Regions from separate parts of the Homo sapiens genome. Here region 1 is linked to region 2. A link is a loop called in an ENCODE intact Hi-C map of the cell type or tissue named here. Cell type or tissue: A673. All regions are shown on one strand.

Region 1 (5,000 bases), 400 kb before region 2:
AGGTATATACATATTTTATATTATTTCTTCAACTACTTTGCATGTCTAGAGTACAGACATTTTTATATTTTCTTTTTTTTTTTTTTTAAACCTCAGAATCTAGTATATAGAGATTGTACATTAGAATGGATTTTTGCTGAATAAAACCAATTCTGATCTTCCCTCTTAGACACAGAATTCCAGAGTGGAAAGGGCTTTTGGGCATCAATCCAGTTTGGCCATTTCATTTCATAGATGAGGAAGCAGAAGTCTGGTTCTCAAGAAGCCTTGTCCAAGGTCGTGCAGCTTTTGTTACTAGAAAATTAAGTCCTAGGTCCTTTCCAGTATACTTCCCACCTCATCTTTTTCTTTTAGCACATTTATTAAGGGTGAACTAATAATGAATTAAGGCATAATATTAGGTTGAAGTAAAGCAACCCAGTCTTGTGTCTTAAATTATTATTATCGCAAATCATATTTTCCAGTATGCTCTTTTACTTTTCAAATGATAGCGTCATGTGTATTTGTGAAGTGGAAGTTTTATATTGAACAGATACGGACATTGGCACAGTGTTGTATTCCTGAGTTTGTATGGAAAGTTAACTCAAAGGAGAATGCAGTGGTTTCAATCATGGTTTAATATTTGTGTTGGTTTTCCTAAGATGAATGGTGGGCTTTCCCCTGCCCAAGCCATTTACCATTTACCAGCAGAGTCATGAATTTGAGGTCCCGTTTTGATTGACTTCTTCATTAGAGCATTTAAAATATTACTTTCTTTCTAGGGTCCAAATTCCAAGCCTGTAGTGTCCTTCATTGCTGGTTTAACTGCTCCTCCTGGGAGAAGAATGGGTCATGCCGGGGCAATTATTGCTGGAGGAAAAGGTGGAGCTAAAGAGAAGATCTCTGCCCTTCAGAGTGCAGGAGTTGTGGTCAGTATGTCTCCTGCACAGCTGGGAACCACGATCTACAAGGTGAGCTCCAACAGTGGCCCAGGTGCTCTGAGGTTGCAGGCTTTCTCTGTGTGTGGCCACACTGGATACCTGGAAATCATGGCCTTTGCTTCTGGGACTTAATTGGTTTTCTGATGTGCAGCTTAATAGTTTGTATCAACTCTATTGATGTCCTAGTGCCCTAATTAGGCATGACCAGGAATAATGTTCTTATTTTAAAGCTTTCTTCTTTAAACATTGGGATTTTTATTTTTGTAAGTGGCAAGATACAACATACACAAAAAGCATCTTGAAGATCGTAAGTGTCATGATTTCCATTTTGAGAGTTTGGAAGGTAGCTGTGCAGAGAACTGCTTTATGTTTTGTTACTTGTTTTTTCCTTTGGGATATAGCCACCCTGACCCCATGGGTTTCTGTTTCTAGGGAGAGGAGGTTGGAGGCTGAGTAACAAGAAATGGAAATTGGATGAAGAAGGAGTTTGGGTGGAGGGAGATCTAAAGAGGATGGGGAGATTGGCCCTGGCTATGTTGTGATACCATTGTTAACCATTTTTTTGGTTTGTTTTTGGTTTTTTGTTTGTTTGTTTTGCTTTTCCTTTTTTAATAGGACATTATGGGTTTAAATATTCTAAGTAATTTGATGTCTTTTGTAATCTCTTTGCACTGATTTTCAGCTTGTCTCTTTGAGTGATCATTTAAGGCTCTCTCTCCCTCATTATTTTTATGATGGTATACCCCTGCCACACACACACAAAAAGCAAAAAACAACAAAAAATCTCCTCTTAAGCATGCTGAAAATAGGTACCAGTTGGTTTCCTAGAAGGGAACAGCATTCAGAGAGAATTTCAAAATCCTGATTTGGTGGTCTTCTTTGCCCTTGTCTTAGAGATAAATAAAGTGGACTCCTTTTTTTATTGATCTTTGCATGATCCTGCTCTTGGAATATAACACTATGTGCCAAAGTGTTTGAAAGAAATCTAGGTGCTTAGTGAGAGTGAGAAATAATTTTATTTGAAGGTGGGGTAAGGAGAAAAGCAAATGCTTAAATTCACATTGGAGATGTGTGTTACCATTTTCTTCCAGTAAGTGGCAGCAGGGATCTACACATTTTATCCTAATTGTTACAATCTAGAAAAATATGATTTTTGGTATTGTTTCCTTAAACACTACTTTGCTTAAGATATTTGTTTGTTTCAGGTATTTCTAAGGTTCTTGACATTTTGTTCAAATCCTTGTAACAATCTGTCTTTAGCTTTATTCTCTGAGAAACTGAGCAAACCTGTTTCCATTGCCTTCTTAGAAGGGTTCATGTATATAGCACTACAGAAGCATAATGAAGTTTCTCAGCTCCCAAAATTATTGTTATTATACTGCTGTGAAAAAATAAATATTATTCAAAACCTCCCTCTCTGCTTCTGGATTTAGGAAATGTAAAGTTGAAGCTCTGCATCTGTTTCGTGAAATTCAGGCTGACACAGACTGATTTTGAAAGCTGTTATTCTGTGTTCAAACACCCTCATCCTGGTACATTTTTCTTCTGTAATTTGATTGTTCAGGGGATCCTAAAGATAATAGGTTTCAAAATCATTTTGATCCTAAATGTGATTTGGATCTTTTATCTTTATTCATTCCATCTCTCTTCTCTCTCTCTTCTGTTTCTGAAGGAATTTGAAAAGAGGAAGATGCTATGAAAGAAAAAAAAAATTCCTAAAACTGTGGAATGGATCACGTAGACATGTAACCCAGCAGCAGTTTGCTTCTGTTGTCCACTGATTAATCAGCCTATGTGCCTGACACTGGTCTTGCAGTACAACTGGAAGCCAAAACAAGGTGGAAGATGTCCTGAATTAAGATGTTTTCACCACATTGTATTACAGAGACAGCCAATAAATCTACTATTTGATTTCAATATGGTTTTGGAGGCTTATTATTGTTCCAGTGTGAAGGATGAGGAGAGTGGGAGAAATGGAGGTGTATTTATGTGTGTGTATGTTTTAATATGTTCTTTTTGTTTGTTTGTTTGTTTGTTTGTTTTTCTTGGAGACAGAGTCTTGTTCTGTCACCCAGGCTGGAGTGCAGTAGTGTGATCTTGGCTCACTGCAACCTCCGCTTCCCGGGGTTCAAACAGTTCTCTCTGCCTCAGCTTCCCGAGTAGCCGGGATTACAGGCACCTGCCGCCACACCCGGCTAATATATTTTTTTTGTATTTTTAGTAGAGACGGGGTTTCACCAAGTTGGCCAGGCTGGTCTTGAACTCCTGACCTTGTGATCCACCTGCCTCGGCCTCCCAAGGTGCTGGGATTACAGGCATGAGGCACCGCGCTGGGCCTTTAATGGGTTCTTTAGAGAACATTGTAACCGAAACCTCTGGGAGAATGAGGCTGTAACAGTGTCAACGTGACATTTGTCTATCTTAGACATAGAATGACTTCAGGTATCTTTTGAATTATAGTTTTCTAATGTATGTATATATCTCCATCATGCAGGGTAGTTCAAAGGGTTGGAGATAATGTGTGAAGTCCCTGGCATGTAATAAGGCAACTTAATTGTCATCAGTGCCTCTATCATCACTACCATCCCCACCACACCATCATCATTATCATCATCAGGATTAGAGGCAGAAGCTCATTTATATTTCAGTTTCTGCCTCATTGGGAAATGGAGAATCTTCACCAATGCCATGCTTTTCTGTGGTTCTGCAGAGGGCCCATCCAGAGCCCACATTCTTTGAGGTTTAAGACATTTCACTGCAAGAAAACTGGAAAGCTGTTAGCCATCCTGTTTTGTGTTTAAAAGAACTTCTTAACAAGAAGTAATCCCAGTGGGTAATTCCCACTAAACAAGACAGAGGTGGTGCCTGTCATCAGGAACTTACATTCTGGAACAAAATATTATCAGATAGTGTAACTGTCCTGAAGGAAACAAGTAAGAGCTTCAAAAAAAAAAAATAATATTAGGGAGAAGCCCCTGAAGAAACGCAGACGGGAATTCTCCCTGGGGAGGGGATGTGAGTTGGGACCTGAGGACTGAGAAGGTACCAGCCATGCAAAAAGGGAGTGTGAACACTCAGGTAAGGGAACAGCCTGTGCAAAGTCAGGGAGGGGGAAGGGCTCATTTTGAGGAGGTGAAGGAATACTGGGGGATTTGAGATGGGTTTGGGGAGGTTTGATGGGCCTGAGGAACTGTGTTTTGGGAGCTCGCATGGCCATGCCCAGGCTGCTGCTGAGAACACAAAAAGCAGGTGTTAAGTGTCACAGACCAAGGAATTCTGCCCAGACCAAGGGACACATGGTGATTGACTTTCAGATCAAGTAGACTTTAGTTTCTGCTTGTTTCCTCAGCTTGAAAATGTGGATAATGGCTTCCATGCCAGAGGGTACCTGGGTATACGTTATGTGGTGTGTGAGGGTGCTCATCACAGGGCAGGCTTGGCTAGGGCTTGGCATTTCTCCATAAACTTGAGTGTACTCTGCTCTTGTGCTTAGGACATCCAGGGTGACACTACTGGCCCAGGAAGGAAGGCATTTCCTCTTTCCTCTAAACCAAGGACCCTATAGGGAAAATGTCTTAGTTGAACTCAATGGGGTTTTGTGACAGGGACACAACTCAGATGATAGGTAGGTGACCTGTCTTAGCTCAGACTGCTATAACAAAATACCATAAACCAGATGGCTTAAACGTTTATTTCTCACAGTTCCAGAGGCTGGGAAGTCCACTATCAAGGTCCAGCAGGGTTGGGTTCTTGGTAAGGGTCTCACCCTGGTCTACAGACAGCAATGTTGTATCCTCACAAGGTGGAAAGAGCTAGCTAGCTTGCTGGTCATTTATAAGGGCATTAATCCCATTCAGGAGGGCTCCACCCTCATGACAATTACATCCTAAAAGCCCCACCTCACAATACCATCACATTCTGATTAGGGTTTCAACACGCAAATTTGGGGGACATAAACATTCAGTCCACTGCACGACCCTAACAGAAGGTATCCTTTTCAGGGTCCACCCTGACCCAGGACTGCTCTGGGATTGCCTCAGCACCCTGCCCTGTCCTCTGAGCATGTGTCCCAAGACTACA
Region 2 (5,000 bases):
TATCTTTGCGTAAGGACAAATTCCTTGCTATGTACAGCTTAAACAACACACATTTTATTATTTCACAGTTCTGTAGGTCAGAAGTGTGACATGGGTCTCATTGGGCTAAAATCAAGGTATTGGTAGGATTGTGGTCTTTTTAGAGGCCCTAAGGGTTGGTCTGTTTCCTATTCATTCCAGTCCTTAGCAGAATTTGATTCCTGTGGGTATAGGACTGAGATCCTTGTTTTCTTGCTGGCTGATAGTGGCTGCCAGTGTTTCCCTCCTTCCTCCATCTTCAGAGCCAGCAATGGCACATTGAGCCCATCAATGCTTTAAATCTCTCTTTCTTCTTCTGTCTCATCTTTCTGACCCAGACTGGAAAAATTCTCCAATTTTAAGGTCTGGATTTGTACCAACTGGATAATCCAGGATAATCTTTCCATCTCAGGATCCTTAATTTAATTATATCTGCACAATCCCTTTTGCCCTGTAAGAACATATTTATAGATCCTGGCAATTTGGATGTAGATGCCTTTGGAGCCCAATATTCTGCTTACCACAGATACCAAACGTGAATTTTAAAATAAAGTTTGATTGTCTTAATTCAAATGAAATCTTAATATCAGGATTCCTAAGCCTTACCAGGGCCAAATGGAGAAATAATTCCAGGCAGAAGAGTTTTCATTGCCCATCCCGTCTCCTACTTAAAAAATTTCCTGTTCTGAAGTAGAAAAGCTGATGGTAATGACTTTGTTTTACTCTCTCAATTCAACGTCCATATGTATTAGGTTTCATAACTGACAATTATCAAGAAGTGGTTGTGTGCTTGGCATCTTTGATTTTTCCCACTAAATCACTTGTCACCAGAATAAAAGATATTCAGATCTTCATTTTATAGATCAGAAAACTGAATTTTAGGTGTATGCAGTACATTGCCTGCAATCACACAGTGGGTAAATGGTATCTCAGGGATTTAAACGTGGTTTTCTCTGACTCTAAGATGCATCAAACTGCAAAATGTCGTCTCTCCAATTTTATATCTATACCTCTGATTTTATATCTACAATGTTGACCTTTCTATATTTTATGCATATAATTTACTTCTGCTTCAGTTTCTGAGTACCTAGAAGCAGAAAATATGCATCTTGTCTATCTGTTGAGAAAATGTTAAGTGCACTTTAGATGTATATCCTGATTTTATAAAATATTATCAAATAATATCTTATTTGGGCAATAAAATTGCACAGTTAAGACATTTAAATAGAATATATATTAATTAAGATATTGATATGTGTATGTATATAAAATAATTAATATATGTTAATCCCTAAATATCAACTCAGGTGAGATCCCAGAGTGTCTGTATAGCATTTTCCATTCAATCATCAATAATAAGAAGGTAGATATTTTAATTTTTATTGTTTGCCCTTGTAACTCGTATCTTTGCAACTGATTAATTTAAGGTAATTCCCAGAGCAAAATTGAGGTAATTATTAGTATCAGTTATGAATAGTTACTAGATCATTCTCATTATTGAAGATTTTGATTTCAATCATTTTCACCCAGTAGATCTTTACGTGGCCAGATCTCATACTCTATCTGTAAGTAGCTTAGCATACATTTTCTTTCTTTCTTTTTCCTTTTTTTTTTCTTTTTTTCTTTTTTTTTTCTTTGAGATGGAGTTTCGCTCTGTCACCGAGGCTGGAGTGTAGTGGTGTAATCTCCGTTCACTTCAACCTCCACCTCCTGGGTTCAAGAGATTCTCGTTCCTCAGCCTCCCGAGTTGCTGGGATTATAGACACCTGCCACCATGCCCGGCTAATTTTTGTATTTTTAGTAGAGATGGGGTTTCACCATGATAGCCAGGCTGGTCTCAATCTCCTGACCTCGTGATCTGCCTGCCTTAGCCTCCCAAAGTGCTAGGATTACAGGCGTGAGCCACTGCGCCCGGCCTTAGCATACTGTTTGTTTACTTCTTCAGTCACTTGTCTGGACTCTTCCTATGCTCCGAAAAGGGGCCAAATTGCTAACGTGCATCTAACTACACAAGAAATCTTTGCCTAGTGTTTCTAACTTTCTTTTTCCCTCCAAGGCCTTCTTGCACCTGGCCTCACTGACCCTCACACTATTTTTGCCAGTGAAAAAGTTATATTCTCTTTTCAGCAACATATAATACATAATGGATATTAACCCCTAAAGTCTCCCTACTCATGCAAAATAGGAAATTAGAGCCAGTGTTCTTCTCCTGTGAAAGTGATCACTTGGGAATAGCAAAGAACTGCAGAAATCTCCAAATCAAATTGTCTTTTTGCCTGGAGGACATCTGCTTCTTCTAATGACACCTTTGGAAAAGTAGGATCTCTCAGTAGCTCCTCCTGGTGGCAAGTTCTAAATCTGTATGTTTTGCTGGAGCTCTCTTGTAAGGAATTGCTCTCTAAGCATCATGGGTTTTAGGAAAAGTTTTGTCGTTTGTAGTTCTACTTCCTGATTTTTTCTTTTTTTAAACTATGAAGTCCCTGTAGAACCCTTTAGTGTTAGCTGCGATGCTATGCAACTAATCCATGGATCCGTTTTTGAAAGTTTCTTTTTAAAATTCTAGAGTTTCACAATGAAGTAAACATGGACATCTTAGCAGCTCATATTTATCTCCTCCCTTATTTCATTTCCACCTATTGCTAGGTAGAGCTCAGATCTACTTATTCCCTGGCTGGGATGACTATTCGTTTCCTCATGTAACAAATATTATTTACCTCCTTTGTACCAGTCACTGTTCTAAGAATTGGGAAATACAGAATTTAACCAAAAAGGAAAAAAAAATCCTGCTTACATCAAACTTGCTTTCAAGTGGGAAAGAGACATATAAAACAAATACATAAAATACATAAGATAATAGATGGTAAATTAGAGCATTCTAGACTGGGTATGGGTGCATATTCTTCAGGCCCTCCTCATCCTCAGTCTCTTGGGAGAATGTCTGAATTCAAGTTACTGGGTATAGTAAACACTGCCAGTTGCTATCTGATATTCCTACTCCCCTGTTCATTACTAATAGAATCCTGATTTTCCTGTGGGTAATCCCATACTTATTTCCCAGATTTCCTTGCAGCTACAGGAGGCAATGTAATTCAGTTCTAGCCGTGCAATATAGGCAAACAATTCCTGGACAGGTTGTCCCTTCCCCAGTCCCAAAGTCAAAGACTTTAGAGGAAAAGCCTCTCTATTGATTGCCCTTCTGCTATATTACTATTGAAAATGTGGACAGAGTTCCTGGGGTTGCAGGGCTCACCTTTGCAATCAGAAGAAAAGCATGTTCTAAGGATGGCAGAGCAGGAAAATGGAACTCAGAAGCCATACCAGCCTTAACTGCCTGCTTATCTCAACATTACCACATGGAAGGGGCTCCGTCCACACTGTAGCTACAGTTGGACCAATTCTAAGGGCTGTAGCAGAATCCTAAGGGCTGCAATATGAAGAAGGCCCTCAGGAATTATATAACCCTGCAGCACTCTATTTTTTATTAATCCCTCCTTGGTTTATTCATAGTAGTAAGGTTACAATTAATTACATGCAGCCTAACATAATCTTGAATGGTTCACTTTGGGAATTAATAACAGCCATACTTTCTCTTTGATCTTTTCTCTCAGGATCCAGACATATATATTAAAGTTGAGTCCTAGGACAATTCTAGTGTCTTACACGGCAGCTATAAAAGTGGGCTATAATAGTGACTCTAATAGTGTGACTTATCTGTCAAGTTTCTTTCTTGCCAAACCAATACCTTCTAGAGAACCCAAAATGTTCAGAAAAGAGAATTTAAGAAAAAATGATATTGGAAATATTAGGCTTTAAGTAAACCATTAGAGCAAAATGCAAGGAGTGGCTGTTCCTCAAGCCCATATCGAAGCACTCACGCATTCTGTGAAGCCTAGCTCCTAGTATCTCTAGTATCTTTGTCCATTGCCACTGAACTGATTCATACTGTCTAATAAACATGTAGTATATTTGTATTTTTTGAGTCATTATATGCCCAATGGCAGAAATAGATTCTATTGTAGTTTCTTACTAACAAACCAAAGCACCAATATTTTAAGAGATTATACTGTATATGTATTAATCTTCAGTTGGCTGGGATAAAAACTCATCTAATTAGATTGGATGCAAGTAGCACACACAACACACATTGTTATCAAAGGAGCCTATTGTGTTTAATGTTGATGTATGCTAAACATTGCATTGTCAATTAATATATGGTTCCAATAGCAATGAGAAGGAACATCGCTTTTAGTTGCAAGCCTATTAGTAAAGTTAAAATACATCAGCAAAAGCCGTTGGATATGTGTGTGAGAAAATTAAGTTTATGGCAAAATAACTGTTTAACATTTGCCATATCCTTTTCAAATCTACATTCCAAAAGAGGCAAGTGAGCATTTTAAAGATCCTACTCAGGAATACAAACCTCAGAGGAGGCTCAAGCAGGCACTTCAATATCACTGTCTAAATATGCACTAGCCTATTGCTACTCAGAGTCTGGTCTAGAGACTAGAAGCAAGGACATTGTCATCTACATTAGAAATGCAGAATTTCAGGTCCACAACCCAGACCTTATGAGTCTGTATTTTAACAAGACCCCCAGAGGATTCTGTAAACATTAATTTGGGGAGCACTGCACTAGACAGTTTTTGATTAGCATAAGAGATATTAGAAATCATACTTGCATTGGTGAAATGAATAATGACCAAACATGATTGATTAAAAATATTGCAGCTTTTATGTGGCACCACAAAAATCAATCTAGAACTCATTTGGTCTATTGCCCCAAACTTAACAGAAGATTTTGGCATCTTATATAACTACAAGTTTAGCTGGATCTCCTGACAATCTACTGTACCATCCACATTTGCTTTGGAATAAAACTTTCATGAAAGATGCTTGTGATTGTCGATGATGACAAAGAATGAGGATGTCACATGAATGTTTTGGTATTTGCCTGATAGTAAATGTTTGTATGTGTTTATAAG

The links. Peaks named below come from ENCODE experiments on the same cell type or tissue, not always from the same donor. Only the 100,000 strongest peaks of a DNase experiment are listed, where the experiment ranks them.
Region 1: it touches region 2 in a loop (12-fold over the local background); 10 of 110 quality-filtered maps call a loop at or near these places.

The regions. Positions count from the first base shown.
Region 1 is chr2:84,421,365-84,426,364 of GRCh38, reverse strand. SUCLG1 (succinate-CoA ligase GDP/ADP-forming subunit alpha) reads left to right here. Exons shown (of 9, transcript NM_003849.4): 8 at 762-950; 9 at 2,593-2,837. The coding sequence ends at 2,619. Among named protein-coding and RNA genes, the nearest start is that of SUCLG1, 35 kb to the left of the region's middle. In A673, a CTCF peak has its summit at 2,014; no DNase peak of the experiment used is centred here.
Region 2 is chr2:84,020,376-84,025,375 of GRCh38, reverse strand. No RefSeq gene overlaps it. Among named protein-coding and RNA genes, the nearest start is that of SUCLG1, 440 kb to the left of the region's middle. In A673, a CTCF peak has its summit at 2,368 (motif pointing left); a DNase peak (open chromatin) is centred at 2,335.